Regions from separate parts of the Homo sapiens genome. Here region 2 is linked to region 1. The links are chromatin loops, found by intact Hi-C in ENCODE. Cell type or tissue: tibial artery. All regions are shown on one strand.

Region 1 (8,000 bases):
AGTTTTGCCTCATGGTCTGCAAATCCTAAAATGTTTCCTATCTGGCCCTTTGCAGAAAACGTTTGTTGACCTATGAACTAGAGTCTACAGATATATCCATCATAGTGTTTTCAACTCCCCGTGTAATAGTTCCAAAATCCATGTCACAGCTGAGTCTGGTTTTGTTGATTGGTTTGTCTCTTGATAGTGTGTTATTTTTTGTTTCATTATGTGTCTCATAATTTTTGGTTGAAAGCTAAAGCCTTCTTGTGAAGGCTAGTGGAGACTTGGGTAAACACTATTTATGTGCAAAAATGGACATGCCTTTTCTTTAAGGAGGAGGCATTGAGACAACTCTGTCAGGTTTTGTTGTTAGTATGGTTACTCTCAAAAAGTACATAATTCAAATTCTTCCAGTATTATTTTTTTGCTTAGTGGCTGGTTTGTTGGAGAGTTTTTCTCAGTGTCTGTTCAAATCACAGTTATTGGTCTTTTCTTTGTGCCTACGTCTAAGAGAGGATATCTTTCTGTGCTTTTACCCTCACTCTTCCAGCAGTAGACTGCTGTTACTTGTTCCTGGACACTTGCTATCCTGGTACTGGGGGGCTTTCTTTATTGTTCTGGCTCAGCCTCACTCTTAGGCAAGTGCTATGTTCTTGGCTGTTAGTCATGGGGCCTTCTAAGTGACCTTGCCCCTCTCCCAGAATAGATAGTCTTTAAAAGTTTGGAGCAGGACAGTTTGCTACTCTTCCCCGAGAAATAGAGGGTATTTAATGTTATCTTCACCCAGCTATAACAGGCTTTTACCTGTGCCCTGGAAGTGACATTTTTATGCCCCCTCTCCACCCCGGTGGCATAGGGCTGGTGTATTTTGTGTGTGTGTGTGTGTGTGTGTGGTAGTGGTAGTGTTAGTGGTGGTGGTGGGGTTGCTGGGAATCAGAGTAGAGGATCCAGGCCAGATGTCATGACTTTCCCACAGTGGCTTTTGCTCACCTCCCCAAAGACTGCACTGCGGGCAAGGCTTTCTTTGGTCTCTTGCCCTTCCTCTAATCTTTCTCTTGAAGACCTGGTGGAAATTTGTGGAGAAGGGCCTGTGAGTAGATGCAAATTTGCTTCACGTTTGCAGCTCCCACAAATTCTAAAGTCTTACTCTAGGCCACACTCTGCCTTTCACAGTTCATTAAAAGATAACAGGCTGCCACAATAGATGTTATTGTGGAAATGAAAGATATAAGGACTGTGGGGAGGACTGGTTACTTATTACTACACGAAAATTTTAAAGAAGGCAAATGGCAATATTGAATTTTAGTTTCTTGGATTAAAAGCTTCTATGATTTCCTGAAATAATTTCATATTCCTTGTCACTGCAGGATTGATGTAGTTGAAAATAAAATGTAGTATCTCATCTTTTGGGCTGCTGAATTTCAACATAAATGGAATTAACAGCTTCATTATAATTCTTACATAAAAGTCAGGGCATTGATTGGGAAAGAGTGAGACCATGAAAATTTCAATGAGGCATATTTGGATAGATTTAGGACATCTGACCCCCAGCCACACTGAACCTCCCTTGCTAACAGAAGCAGTGCATCTTCTGTTTTGACAAGGGTGGTCTTCTCTACCCTAGAGCTACTGTATTGACTTCAACTGAGGAAGTTACATGGTAAGGGCATGCCAGTTCCATACCTACCTCTAGTAGGTCTAAAGGTCTACTGCCTCTAGACCCGTACCACCCCAGCAAATCTTTACTGCCTCTACACCTAATAAGTACAGTCAGATCCCAGCAAACTCTAGAAGGACAGATACAAAGTATAACCCAGGGGGAGAAGGCTTCCTTACAAAAAGAACTGCAAGATTTTGCTAACTTTCATGGGAAAGAACATGGGAGATATGTACAGGACTGGATTCTACAGACTCTTGATTAGAGAGGCTTGGGCCTAAATTTACCAAGAGTACATTTACCAGAAATTCTGAATTCAGTTTGCTGGTGTCCATTTGTAGATACCAAACAGGCAGGTGAAAGTGACTCTACATCAAGCTAGTCCAACCTGCGGCCCATGGGCCACATACAGCCCAGGACGGCTTTAAATGTGGCCCAACAAAAACTTATAAACTTTATTAAGACATTAATTTTTTGTGATTTTTTTTAAAGCTCATCAGCTATCATAAGTGTTAACATATTTTGTGTGTGGTCCAAGACAATTCTTCTTCCAGTGTGGCCCAGGAAAGCCAAAAGATTGGACACCCTTGCTTTACATGTTTACTTGTTTATTTTTATTTTTGAGGCAGAGTCCTGCTCTGTCATCCAGGCTGCAGTGCAGTGGTGCGATCATGGCTCACTGCAGCCTGGAACCCTCGGGCTTAAGGGATCCTCCCACCTCAGCCTCCTGAGTAACTAGGACTACAGGCACAGCCTACCATGTCCAACTAATCTTTTTATATTTTGTAGGTACAGGATTTCTCCATGTTGCCCAGGCTGGATATGAACTCGTGACTCATGGGCTCAAGCAATCCTCCTGCCTTGGCCTCTCAAAGTGCTGGGATTACAGGTGTGAGCCACCGCACCTGGCTGCCACTTGGTTGTTTTAAACCTGAACTCAGTGGTGGCCCACACTTGACTACCAAGTGTGATATGTCAGAAATTCCTTGTTTGTGGGCGGCAAGCCACCCAGGTGCCCAGGCAAGAGACTGAAGGCACAAGCTGTTCCAGTATAATAAAGAAAATAATTAAATTAAGAAAAGTTATACTAGAAATAAGATATAGGTATGATTATTATTAATCATTAGTTTGTAGTATTACTTTGTTCTATTATTATAATAATCTCTGTTTTATAATTATAACCTAGAAAAAACCAGGCCATACAGAATTAGGAGCTGAAGGGACACTGTGAGAGATGACTAGAAGACAAGAGCGTGAGCCCTCTGTCATGCCCAGATAAGGGCTTCTTGAGAGATCCTTGGTCTAGTGGTAGCGCCAGTGCCTGGGAAGGCACCCGTTGCTTAGCAGACCTTGGTCTAGCAGTAGTGCCAGTGCCTGGGAAGGCACCTGTTACTTAGCAGACTGGGAAAGGGAGTCTCCCTTTCTCTGGAAGAGTTAGAGAACACTCTGCTCCACCAGCTCTTGTGGGAGGCCAGGCCTGCCTGCAGTCATCCGGAGGCTTAAACATCTCCCTGTGGTGCTGTGCTTCAGTGGTCATGCTCCTTGTCCACTTTCATATTCTGCCTGTACGCCTGGCTCCTCCTTTTAAGTTCTTAGAAGATAGCAGTAGCAAAATTAGTGAAAGTATTAAAGTCTTTGATCTTTCTGATAAGTGCATAGAAGAAATGCTGATGTATGCTGCCTTTCCTCTCTCCCTCGGCTACCTGTCGGGTGGACACGTGACTTGCGTGACCTTATCAATCATTTGAGATGACTCATACTCCTTACCCTGCCCCCTTGCCTAGAATACAATAAATAGCAGCGTGTCCAGGCATTCAGGGCCACTACCGGTCTCCGCGTCTTGGTGGTAGTGGTACCCTGGGCCCAGCTGTCTGTCTCTCTCTTTGTCTTGTGTCTTTATTTCTACGATCTCTTGTCTCCGCACACGAGGAGAAAAACCCACAGGCCTGGTAGGGCTGGTCCTTACACTTGTTCAATGTAGAGACAGAGTTAGAGAGAGGCAAATATTGGGATGGATTCATGATGTGTGACCTGCTCGCCCACTCCTCTGAGCTCCAAGAGGGCCATAGAGAATGCCCCCTTCACCAAGACTTAGAACAATAAATTGGTGAGGAGAGCACTGGCATCCGTGGAAAACACTGTCATGGCTGTCCACTTTTGGACAGGAAAAAGTGGAACATACAGCAATTCAAAAGTTGTTATTGTTGTTGTTTTTCCTCCAACTTCAACAAAGATGAAGCCAGGAGAGGCAGAGGCTTGGTAGTAGCTCTTGGGCAGCAGACAAAAGGATGAGCTACCAGAACAGACAGATTAGACATTAGGGACACAGAGCTAATAAGAGTGGATTGACCTGCGGGCTGTTTAAAAGATGTCCCTGCGACTGAAACAGAAGAGCAGCCCACTCCTCTGTCTAGCCTGCTTAATCTGTAAAGCCCTCCTACCCCGATATCTAGGTCTGGTGAATGAAGCCCTGATTTGAGGACGCTATGGAGAATGAGGGCTCCTCCATGAATTCCCAGAAGGCCCATCCTGACCAGCTCCAGGCCAGGTACCATGCCTACAAGGTCAGGGGCAGCATCGCACCAGCCTCCTAAGTGCCGACCCTAAAGCGGGAGTTCTCCATCAGGGGCAGTTTCCTCAGAAGTACCCTAATCCCTTGGCCCTGGGCAGGGTTCTGGCTGGACATAGTCTGGAGTGAGGATCTGAGTGAAACCGCGAGGGCGACATTTCCCATTCAGACAAGGAATCTAGCAGGACCGGGGTCCAACAAGTCGGCTCGGCCATTTCCACCCCCTAGGCACCGGCCCTGCCCCCTCGTCCCTCGCAGGCGCCCTGGTTCCAGCCAACCCCTGGCAGGGGCGCGAGCTGTCTGGAGAGGGGCAGCCGGTATCCATGACATGTCCTCTGGCGGCGGCTCCCGGGGCCTCCTGGCGTGGCTTCTGCTCCTTCAGCCCTGGCCCGGGCAGAACTGGGCGGGCATGGCGGCGCCACGCCTCCCGTCCCCTCTCCTCTCAGAGGAGGGCGGCGAGAACCCCGAAGCGAGCCCGGCTCCAGGACCTGAAGCGGGCCCCCCACTCAATCTGTTTACGTCCTTTCCAGGTGACTCACTGCGTGGGAGGCCCGGAGGCGGAGGTTGGGGCGCCAGGCTGGGGCAGGTGCTACCTGGGAGCCTGCGGTCCGCGGCCCGGGGAATCTGAAGCGTGGCTCGGGAGCCCCGGGGGACATGGCCTCCTTCTTGGCTGTCGTCGGGGCGCCCGGGGGAGTCAACTCCTGTGTCTTTGAGTGAGTTCTTCATCCTACACTATCCTCACCCCAGTGTGTGGCCGAACCCCTCTGAGAATCGTGGGAGGAGTGGACGCGGAGGAAGGGAGGTGGCCCTGGCAGGTGAGCGTGAGGACCAAAGGCAGGCACATCTGCGGCGGCACCCTGGTCACCGCCACGTGGGTGCTGACGGCAGGCCACTGCATTTCCAGGTGAGGAGCGGCACGCGGGGCTGGGGGCCGGCCCCCTCAAGCACACACAGTTCCATTGCCCCGGCAATTTGGCGACAAAGAAACAAAACTCACAGTGAAGCCGGAGTGCATCGGTCGTCTTGCTGTAGGCATGTCTAAGTCGGGCAGACAAACCAAGTTTGAGAGTGATCAAGGAAGGGTTTTTGGTGATGGCGATGGGGTGGTAGGGACAGTGGCCCGGGAGGTTGAGGCCAGTTTCAGAAACATTGGAAATGTATGGAAAAGGCACAAAGGATGTTTCCCAGGCCTTCTCTTAGAGGCATCTCTTCCACAGCCGTTTCCATTACAGTGTCAAGATGGGAGATCGGAGTGTCTATAATGAAAACACAAGTGTGGTGGTCTCAGTCCAAAGAGCTTTTGTCCACCCTAAGTTCTCAACAGTTACAACCATTCGAAATGACCTTGCCCTTCTCCAGCTCCAACATCCTGTGAATTTTACCTCAAACATCCAGCCTATCTGCATCCCTCAGGAGAATTTCCAGGTGGAAGGTAGGACCAGGTGCTGGGTGACCGGATGGGGCAAAACACCAGAACGTGGTGAGACTTCAAGGCAGGAAGCAAACTTGGGGCAGAGAGGAGGCACCCTTACTCCTGGAGTAGACATGAAGGCCACAGAAAGGGGCAGGGAGGCAAACTGCCTGGTGAGTGGCAGGTGGTGAGGGGCACGCAGTTTAGCAGCAGTCAGGGTCATGGTTCCTGGTTGGCTTGGGTGACATCAGAAACTGGGTTGAGTTCTTTTGTTGCAACACAAATATTTGATGGCAGCCATTTAGGAAGACTTCTGTCCTGGAACTGGAGTTGCTCAGCCAGGAGAAGAAGAAACACATGGGCAACATCTCCTTCTGTGGATTCGTGGGGGCACTGTGCTTGACTGGTTTGGGGGATTTTTAGGTTCCCTGGACAGAGCAAGATGCTATAAAGTTCTCCCCAGGAACAGCTCAGAGGGTGATGAGCTGTCTGCCAGTCAGAGCTGCTCCTCATTCGAAGCACCTGCTTTGGTGGATAGGGTATTTTCTGTTCCTGGGGATGTAGAGAGAACCAGAAGACTCCTATGGGTCGGGTGTATGCCCTCCTATCCCTGGGGAGAAGCTGGATTTGGTACTTCTGGGGCATTTTCTGCCTGAGAGTCTGTGATCCTGCTCTAGACAGTAAAGATGCTTTACTGATGCACAGGACACACTCTCACTATTACTACTGATACTTACAGTGACGATACTTGGTTGTCATTTCTCAGGTTGGCAAGGCCTTGCCTCTCCCTCTCCTGAAATATTCTTCCTGTTCCTGTCTTGGTTTTGTTTCTTACGTCCTCCTCTCTCCATGTCAACTTTGGGCCTTCTGTGTCAAATGAGAATAATACTCACTGCCTTGGCCTTTTTCCAGAGGGATGCTGGGTGCTTAGGGGCCTATTGTCCACTTGTGCAGATCTGATGATCTTCTTTGATAGGAGAGAAACTTGCATCAGAAATTCTTCAGGATGTGGACCAATACATCATGTGCTATGAGGAATGTAATAAGATAATACAGAAGGCCTTGTCATCTACTAAGGATGTAATAATAAAAGGGATGGTCTGTGGCTATAAAGAACAAGGAAAGGATTCTTGTCAAGTAAATTCATGGATCCTTTCCCCATTCTCAGATGGCAGAGTCTGGGTTATTTGCTGCTTCCTCTATTCACACCTAGTTGAGTTAAAGAGATTCATAGAGGGAAACCTGCCATGGCTGCCCTAACTTGGCCTGGTCTGTTCTTTCAAAAGGGAGATTGCACTGCCTGGGGGCACTGCTGGCATGTGGGAAAGTTGGGGTGGGTAATGCTAATAACATATGCTGTACTAATTGAGGTTCTCCTATGTGACGCTCACCATGCCAGTGTGGACATTAACCCTCATTATCTCAGTTAAACCACACCACAACCCCGCAACATAAACATCACACCCCTTGGATGAATGTGAAAGGTGATATCCAAGGACATTACTTCAGGATCCTCCTGTGAGTACCAACTCCCAGACCCATGCTCTTCCCTCGGCACCAAGCTGCCTTCCTGAGGAGGAGGCATTAGAGCTGGGTCTTAGAGAATGAGTATTTGGATTTCTTGGAAAGAGGAAAACAGCATTGTAAGAAGAGGGAATAGCATGTACAGTGGCTCAGAGGTCTGAGGGAACTTCTCATGTTAAGGGACACTTTACACATTTGGAGAAATGAGGCAGCAAATGTGGCTGAGAAGTGGGTTGGAGTCAGAATGTGTATGGCTTGGAGTGCGGTGCCAAGTTTCTAGATTTTGCTCTGGCAGGACTTGGGAGGGAGGCTTGGTGAGCATAATTAGATTTGCCTTTTAGATAAATGACTCCCTGAGCTGTGTGGTGCATAGATAGAAGTCTAAATGCTTGTTTTCATCACCTAGGCTGTGATAAATGGAGTCCTGAGCAGTGCCTGGGGCAGGGAGGCCGGTGAAGGTGTTTTTGAGTTTGACCCATTCATTCTTGTTGACTGACTGCATGTAGGGGTGGGGGTGAGGGAGAGGTTCAGGAGGACCCTGTTTTTCTGACTGAGATGATTGGTCAGCAGAGGAGGTTTGGGAAAGGACACGCAGAATTCTGCTTGAGTTGGAGGGTGTGGGGCTGTCTGAGAGTGGAACTGAAAATATGGAGGGAGCTGGCTATGTAGGTTAGGAGTTGTAGAGAAACTTCAGGCTAAATATGAGGATTTAGTGGGCTGCCATGCAGAGGTTCAAGACGTTTAACAGCCACTATAGTTTGGAAAATGAGAAGCCATCATTTTCTCAGAGCATATTAAAGTTTTCCCATTAACTTTTTAGTTCCCATGCTCACATATTCAGTTGTCATATTCACAGA
Region 2 (8,000 bases), 120 kb after region 1:
GTCGCTGGTGCCAGACCGTCGCGCGCGGGCAGCGCCCCCGGACGTCTGCCCCCTCCCGCGCCGGTGCCCTGCTGCTGCTGCTTCTGTTGCTGAGGTCTGCAGGTGAGTCCCTCCCGATCCCTACCCCACCCGCCTGACGCGGCCCTCGCCTTCCACCTCTAATCCGCTCGACGTCCTCCGCAGGTTGCTGGGGCGCAGGGGAAGCCCCGGGGGCGCTGTCCACTGCTGATCCCGCCGACCAGAGCGTCCAGTGTGTCCCCAAGGCCACCTGTCCTTCCAGCCGGCCTCGCCTTCTCTGGCAGACCCCGACCACCCAGACACTGCCCTCGACCACCATGGAGACCCAATTCCCAGTTTCTGAAGGCAAAGTCGACCCATACCGCTGTGAGTACCAGGGGTGTAGACTCCGTGGGGCAAGGAGGGTGACAGAGGAGTCTTAAGGACCTTGGCTGGGGCTAGGGGAGCAGAAGGGACGGGGGCGAGCAGGATAGAGGAGCGCCTCCTTCTACAGGTGTTCATTGAGCACTAAACACCTGTGGGTCAGGCCTGGTCCTGTCTGGAGGCCCAGAGCTCTGGGTGTCTTGTCCTCACAGGCCTCCCCTCCTGCTGAGGTAGGGGGCAGGAAAGTCAGAGGGGCCTGGGGCCGGCTGTGTGTTCCCGCCTCGCCTGAGCTGGCTGTGGGGCAGGTGGCCTCTCACCCTGCTCCAGGCCCTGACACCCATCATGCCTCTGACCCAGGCTCCCAGCCAGGGACCTCTGGGATCTCCAGCACAGCTTTCAGGGCCAGGCTGTGTGAGCCTTCCTGTGGTGTCTCCAGGGTGCACACGTAAGACGTTCTCTTGCCCAGTGGCTTTCAGGCATGTTTAACAGACCCACATAAGACTGGGACTCAGCACATAGCATTTAACTGCCACAGAAAGTCACCCAAACAGGACTTCCAGTACCCTGTGCTGTGCATGCCGATGTTTTCTTGCCTATGTTATCCTTTAAAAAGGCTGGTCACGGCCCACTTACATTTACAATCCACGAATCCATTTGGAAAACACTAGGAATGGGACTCCTGAGATGTTGGATATGTGCATCTTCAATCTAGAGAAATTGTTTTCCAAAGCGGCTGCAGCAGTGAGCACTCCCACCAGCCGTGGGTAGGCATTCTGGGTGATAATCCTCACTGACACTCGGTGTCACAGATGTTGCGTTTTTGCCAGGCGGATGGTACAGAGCAGAATCTCATCATGATTGAAATCTGCATTTTCAGGCTGGAGGTAGTGGGTCATGCTTATAATCCCAGCGCTTTTGGAGGCTGAGGCAGTAAGATCACTTGAGGTCAGGAGTTTGAGACCTGCCTGGGCAACATAGTGGGACTCTATCTCTCCAAAAAATTAAAAAATAAAAAAATTAGCTGGGTGTGGTTGTGTGTGCCTGTAGTCCCAGCTATTCAGGAGGCTGAGGTGGGAAGATCATTTGAGCCTAGGAGTTTGAGGTTACAGTGAACAATGATCATACCACTGCACTCCAGCCTGGGTGACAGAGCAAGACCTCATCAGAGGAGGAGGAAAAGGGAAGAGAGAAGAAGAGGAAAGAAGAAGAAGCAGTCTGCATTTCCCTGCAGACTAAGGGCGGAGCAGCTTCTGTGGTCATTGGCTACTGGGATTTTCTCCTTGGACTATGCCCATTTTTCTGTTGGGGCATCCACTTTCCTCTCACTGAGCCACAGAAAGGGGTTCCCAGAGGAGGGAGAGAGCTCTGCCTTGGCTGAAGTAGGGGACATGGTGAGGGTGGAACCAGGTGGAAATGAGAACAAGTTAGTGAAGGATCTGATTGGAGCTGAGAGTGTGTTGGTGACGGCAGAGGGGCCAGTGGTACACTGGGCTGGTCGGCTGGGGATGCTCTAGGGCCCGGGCTGTGGGAACAGGGAGAGAGATATCTGGGCAGTGCTTGGACCCTTCTGAGGCATGAGACTCCAGTCCACATGTGGACAGCATCATTCCATGGTGACAGGTGAAAAGGGAGCACCCCTGGATGGGTGCAGGCCAGTGGCTGGAGAGGCACGAGGTCAGGCTGGGGGAGGGGAGGGACAGGGAAAGATCCATCCCTCATCAAGCTCTCACCTTCCTCCTCAGCCTGTGGCTTTTCCTACGAGCAGGACCCCACCCTCAGGGACCCAGAAGCCGTGGCTCGGCGGTGGCCCTGGATGGTCAGCGTGCGGGCCAATGGCACACACATCTGTGCCGGCACCATCATTGCCTCCCAGTGGGTGCTGACTGTGGCCCACTGCCTGATCTGGTGAGTCAAGGCTGAGGTGGGGTGGGTGGAGAGGTATTTGGAGCTGCTGTGGGCCCAGTCATCCCCTCCCTGCCAGCTGTTCTGGGCCCACAGTCCCAGCCCCAGCCTCATCTGGGCTCCAAGCAGGTGGAGGCTGAGTCCTGAAAATTCCTTCAGAGCTCCAGTCTTTTCAGTGTCCCACCGTTCGCTCCCCTCGTCTGGCCTCTCAGTCCCGTGCAGTCATTCCGCAGATGGGAAATGGAAGCTCAGAAGCCATTTGTCTGGCCTCATGCCTCCTCTCCACGGGAAGAAGCTCCTAGTTCTTTCATTTCACCCCCTTTGCACCCACATCCTTGTTCCTCCCTTCAATCAACCGTCTCTGACACTTCTTTGAGCAAGGCCCTGGCCTGGACACTGGGGGCAGAGGAGGGATGGATCATTCCTTCCAGCTTGTTGGGGGAGACAGAAAGGAAGATAGATGCTCACAAGGGTGCCTGGTTGGTGTGGGGACAAAAGAGGGAGTGTTCTGATGTTTTGGGGCCAGGAGTGCTGGCTGTGAGAGCTGACAAGTGAAATGTGTTCCAGGCCTAAGGGCCAACATACAGACTCCAAGGGGTACCCCGGGGTGCGCAGCTAGATAGCCAGGCCATGGCACATTCCATGGAGCTGGAAGGAGTAGAATTGCCTCCTCCAGGGCACAGCATGGGGTGAAAGAGTCCATGCTATGGACTGAGAGTAGAGTTTGGAACCAGAGAAAACTGGGTCCGCATCCCTTCCACTGCCTCCTAGCTATGCAGCCCTGAGTGGTTCATTGGGCTTCTCTGAGCCTCAGTTTCCCCCTCCATAAAATGAAGGGTCTTGAGGACTGGACCACACAGTGAGTGTGCAGGGCCCTGTTCATGTCTGTGGTGAGGAGTAGGCTCAGGGGGCTTGAAGCGGGTGGGTGGCCCCTCCTGGATCTTCTGGGAGGGCAGCAGAGTGGGGGAAGGCCCAGGCTGGAGGCTGGGGCAGGGGGCCTGGAGCTGATCATGGCCTCCCCTCACGGCCCCCCTAGGCGTGATGTTATCTACTCAGTGAGGGTGGGGAGTCCGTGGATTGACCAGATGACGCAGACCGCCTCCGATGTCCCGGTGCTCCAGGTCATCATGCATAGCAGGTACCGGGCCCAGCGGTTCTGGTCCTGGGTGGGCCAGGCCAACGACATCGGCCTCCTCAAGCTCAAGCAGGAACTCAAGTACAGCAATTACGTGCGGCCCATCTGCCTGCCTGGCACGGACTATGTGTTGAAGGACCATTCCCGCTGCACTGTGACGGGCTGGGGACTTTCCAAGGCTGACGGTGAGTCAAAGCCTCTGCAGACCAGGGCGGGTGCTGTGAGAAAGGACGTGGGTGCAGGCCAGGGTGCCACCACAGATGGATGTTTCTGAGGCACCTTCCCCAGGGAGCCTGCCGCTCCCGGGACCTTCCTGCCAGGCTCTCATCTCTGAGGTCTCCTTCCCCTTGAGGATCTCGTGGGGAACACCTCACTGCTGCTCCAGCCTCAGGGGACCCTGATTGCCTTTGAATCCTGAGTCAGGCCAGGGCATGTAAACAGAACTTCCTTGAAGGCAGAGAGGCACAGAGTAATACCTCACAGTCCACACCCACTGCCCAGGCATCGGCAGCTTGCAGCAGAGCACCTGAGGTCGGGGGAGCAGTCTTCTGTGTTGTAAAATGCTGCCCAGAAGGCCCACATGGCTGGCTAGGGGCCGTCTGCAGCTGGAGCTCATGGTTTCCCCTCCCCTCAGTGGGCCTCAACTCCTGGTCGTCCCAATTCAGGAGCAAGGCCCAGAGAGCAGGTGTGTTCTCTCAGGAACATCCAGGGGACCCTAGAACTGTCTACTTCCTTCAGGGGGTCCCCAGCCCATAAGAGAGATGCCCTTCCCTGTGGCCTCAAGGAACCAACTTACTCTCAAAACAGCTCAAGGGGGCTTCAGCCCATGTGGGAGGACCTGGGAGTGACTTTGTCATCCCTGCTGTGGCCTGTCTCCTGTCTCCCAGGAGCTTAGGCCAGGGACAGGGACACACTACTCAGGGAGGCAGAAGGAAGAAGCAGTGCCTGGCCTCCATGGAGGGGTCTGGGAAGGCTCAGCAGGGAAGAGGCCTGTGGGAGAAGGGATGCTTGAAGAGAAGGAAGGCTTGGCAGGCCCTCAGGAGGGAAGGAGTGGCAAAAGCCAAGAGGCCGAGTGTGGTGGAGGTGGTGTCAAGGGCCCCAGTGGCCTGGGCACTGCAGGAAGCGAGAGCAGGCCCGGCAAGGCTGGGTTGGGGGTACTCTGCTCCGGGGGCTCTGTGTTGAGGGCCCTAGATGGGTATGGGCTAGAACGAGGGCAGAGGTGTGTGGCTAAAGCAGAAAAGGTGGGACGTGGGGAACAGTGGAGAGAGGACGAGTGAGGCTGGCGGTAGTGGGCAGCGGTGAGTGGCTGCGCCTAAATGGGGCCCTGTCCCACAGGCATGTGGCCTCAGTTCCGGACCATTCAGGAGAAGGAAGTCATCATCCTGAACAACAAAGAGTGTGACAATTTCTACCACAACTTCACCAAAATCCCCACTCTGGTTCAGATCATCAAGTCCCAGATGATGTGTGCGGAGGACACCCACAGGGAGAAGTTCTGCTATGTGAGCGGCCTCTCCTCGCTCACTCCCCTTCAGGGGCACCTGGGGGAGAGGCATCTGGGGAGGGAGAGCGGAACGGTGGAGGTTGGGTAGGGGAAGGGAAGGGGGTGGGCAGGACTCTGGGATATGGGGATGGAGGATGTCGGGGGAGACTGGGAGGAAACAGATGGGGGCTGGGAATGGGGATGGCTGTTGGAGGTGAGAGGAGTGGGGGGTCCGTGGGGAGATGGAGGGTGGGTGTTAAGAGGTGGGGGATGAAACCCTTTGAGGAAGAGCTCCTGGGTCTGGAGCACTTCTCACCTATGTTGGCACTGGGGGACTGTGGAGGTGTGGTGTGAGGACATCCCGCCTGTCCTGGAGCTGGGTCGTCTCTGGCCTTGCCTGGCCTCCCTGACCCTTACTCCCCCAACCCTTCCCACAGGAGCTAACTGGAGAGCCCTTGGTCTGCTCCATGGAGGGCACGTGGTACCTGGTGGGATTGGTGAGCTGGGGTGCAGGCTGCCAGAAGAGCGAGGCCCCACCCATCTACCTACAGGTCTCCTCCTACCAACACTGGATCTGGGACTGCCTCAACGGGCAGGCCCTGGCCCTGCCAGCCCCATCCAGGACCCTGCTCCTGGCACTCCCACTGCCCCTCAGCCTCCTTGCTGCCCTCTGACTCTGTGTGCCCTCCCTCACTTGTGGGCCCCCCTTGCCTCCGTGCCCAGGTTGCTGTGGGTGCAGCTGTCACAGCCCTGAGAGTCAGGGTGGAGATGAGGTGCTCAATTAAACATTACTGTTTTCCATGCCTCCTTCTTCCCCGGCCTCAGAGGCCCCACGTTTCCTGGGCCTGCTCTGTTGGGAGTCCACAGGTGAACCAGATGAGGGTGAAGTGGGGAACTCCAGGCAGTTTACACTGAAAATTGCAGAGCCTCCAGGATCTCCCCCATTCAAAGGTTCGGGGTGGCTCCCGCAGAAGGTGGAGGGGGTGTGAAGGGGTGATATTAGGGTCAGATGATCGAGGGGCCTGGAACATACCGCCCAGGCTGAAGCTGGGGCTGCCAGGACCCAGCTGGGGTGCAGCTGTCTGGGCTGGAAAGTGGGTGCTCTTTCTGTGATAACTGTGGGAGTCGGGCTTTCCTTGACTTTGGCTGATTTCTGGCAAGAGGCTAGAACACAGCATTTCATTGCCCCAAAGAGCCATAGTGAACTTTGACCCTCTGTCTCTGTCTCCTGTCTGGAGACAGTGACAGACACCCACTGGAGTCAGATGTTATTCCAACCACCAGCAGCCAGGCCTGCCCATAAAAGGCTAGTGGTGGCCCCATGTCAGGGGAAGGGCAGGTGGAGCCTAGGCCTGGACTTCCCCAGTCTTCAGCAACTGCTGCTCTGTGTGACCCTGAGTGGCCCCTACCCCTCTGGACTTCTGCTGCCTGGCCACATGGGAAAATTCTGCATAAATAGAATGGCCTTTTTCACCCCTATGTATGAGAAGCCCATGGGTTGGACCCCAAGGGCAGAGGTCGGTCAACTGCCTCCATCTGGTGTCAGAGTCCTCAGCTTCCATGGCGGGGCCTTTGGCCATGGCTCTGCCCCTCACTGCTCCTAAGACCCCATGTCATGCGCTTTCCTCATCAGCCTGGATCACTCTCCTCCCTGTACAGTGATGATCCAGGTCCAGGTCAGGAGCCAGGTTTGACTCTTCTGTGTCCCCAGCACTGGGCACAGACCATCACAGGTCTATTGAAAATCATGAATGCAGCCTTGTGAACTCAGCACCCAGAGAGCTGGCAGCGTCCCTCCCGAGTCCTGTGCCTGCCTCCGGGATGGGCCCAGGTGACTGCAGCTGCCCCTCAGCCTCTTGGCTCCCATTTCTCCCTCTATCTCATCCTAATTCAGGCTGGCAGAAGAGTCAGGGAGGGGACTTTGGCCTGGCCTGAGCCATCTGTCACTGACTGCTGCATCACCCTCCACATAAATGCCCCAGGAATAGCGCATCCTGAGGGGTCATCTCAGGAGGCCATTTTCTAGGCCTGGCTCTGAGAAGGCAATCAGCTTTATTCACAAATCTCTGCAGGCTGCTTTTCCAGCAGGCTCTCCTGGCTCAGAAACCTCTGGTGTCTCGAGACCTTAGTGTTCAGGCCTAGGTTTCAGAGCCTTAGTCTGTTCGATGCCATCTGGAAGTGCCTCTGTGCATCTTCCCTCCCCCAGGTGCTATTTGGGCCTTTGTCTTCTGGTCAGAGATGCTTCTTTTAGGTGCCCGTAGTGGGAAATGGTAGAAGAGGAAGCTGCAAAGAAGCTGGCACTGTTATGGTCAGCAGGCAGAAGGCCCTGCTGTGATCTTCTAGGGCCCTGGGACCTCCCAGCACAGCTGGGCATAGAAGGGGCCACCAGAACAGCCCGAGGTCCCCCTTGGCTTCTTAAATATACTCTGATTCCCAAGAGGAGCCCAGACTCCAGCTCTCTTTCCGGCACCCTCTAGCCCATTGGCCTTAGCTCTGTGTACCCCTGACCCAGCCCTGCAGCCCCCAGCCCCGAGCTCGAGCCTCGGGGCCTCATGCCGGGCCTGGCAGCAGCCTCAGCTTCATCACAACGTGTGAAATGAGGGTAGCCCATTGCCTTGAGCTTGATGTCTGCTGGGCTGGGGGTTCCATTTCTGAAGCCACCTCTACTTACTCCCTTGAGCTGGATCCCCTGCCAGGCTTGGGGAAGTCTTCTCACCACTGGGGCTCCTCCCTGGCCAGACAGAGTCCCTCCTGCTGCCACAGTGTCCCCCAGTGACCCTCTCTGCCTCCTCATGGCTACTCTGGGTGTGGCCTCACACCCTGACCCATGCACTTCAGCCATTTCGTGCCAGAAAGGGTGGCTGAAGTAACCCCATATCCCATTACTCCTTCACAGCCACTGCCATCCCTGGCAGAAAGGGTGGGAGACAGGCAGGTCTGGGTGGGGAGAGCAGTGTATCTGCAGAGGGACGGTGGCACCAGACCACCTCTGCCGAGACAGTACCCATGTGGATGGGGTGAAAGGAGCCAAGCCTAGGCTGGGGGGCAGGACACCTACGAGATTGTCTGGTTCCTGCCCCTGATGGGCCATGAGGATGT

Evidence for each region. A loop is a pair of places that touch in the nucleus more often than their neighbours do. Peaks named below come from ENCODE experiments on the same cell type or tissue, not always from the same donor. Only the 100,000 strongest peaks of a DNase experiment are listed, where the experiment ranks them.
Region 2: it touches region 1 in a loop (2.5-fold over the local background); 23 of 110 quality-filtered maps call a loop at or near these places.

The regions. Positions count from the first base shown.
Region 1 is chr3:46,830,632-46,838,631 of GRCh38, reverse strand. It overlaps the pseudogene PRSS42P. Among named protein-coding and RNA genes, the nearest start is that of MYL3, 29 kb to the left of the region's middle. In tibial artery, no CTCF peak of the experiment used is centred here; no DNase peak of the experiment used is centred here.
Region 2 is chr3:46,709,821-46,717,820 of GRCh38, reverse strand. TMIE (transmembrane inner ear) reads right to left here. Exons shown (of 4, transcript NM_147196.3): 4 at 6,935-8,000. PRSS50 (serine protease 50) reads left to right here. Exons shown (of 6, transcript NM_013270.5): 1 at 1-102; 2 at 184-384; 3 at 2,124-2,286; 4 at 3,320-3,603; 5 at 4,754-4,920; 6 at 5,339-5,704. The coding sequence ends at 5,575. Among named protein-coding and RNA genes, the nearest start is that of PRSS50, 4.0 kb to the left of the region's middle. RefSeq lists an enhancer at 3,645-3,894. In tibial artery, no CTCF peak of the experiment used is centred here; a DNase peak (open chromatin) is centred at 3,260; H3K27me3 peaks cover 977 bases.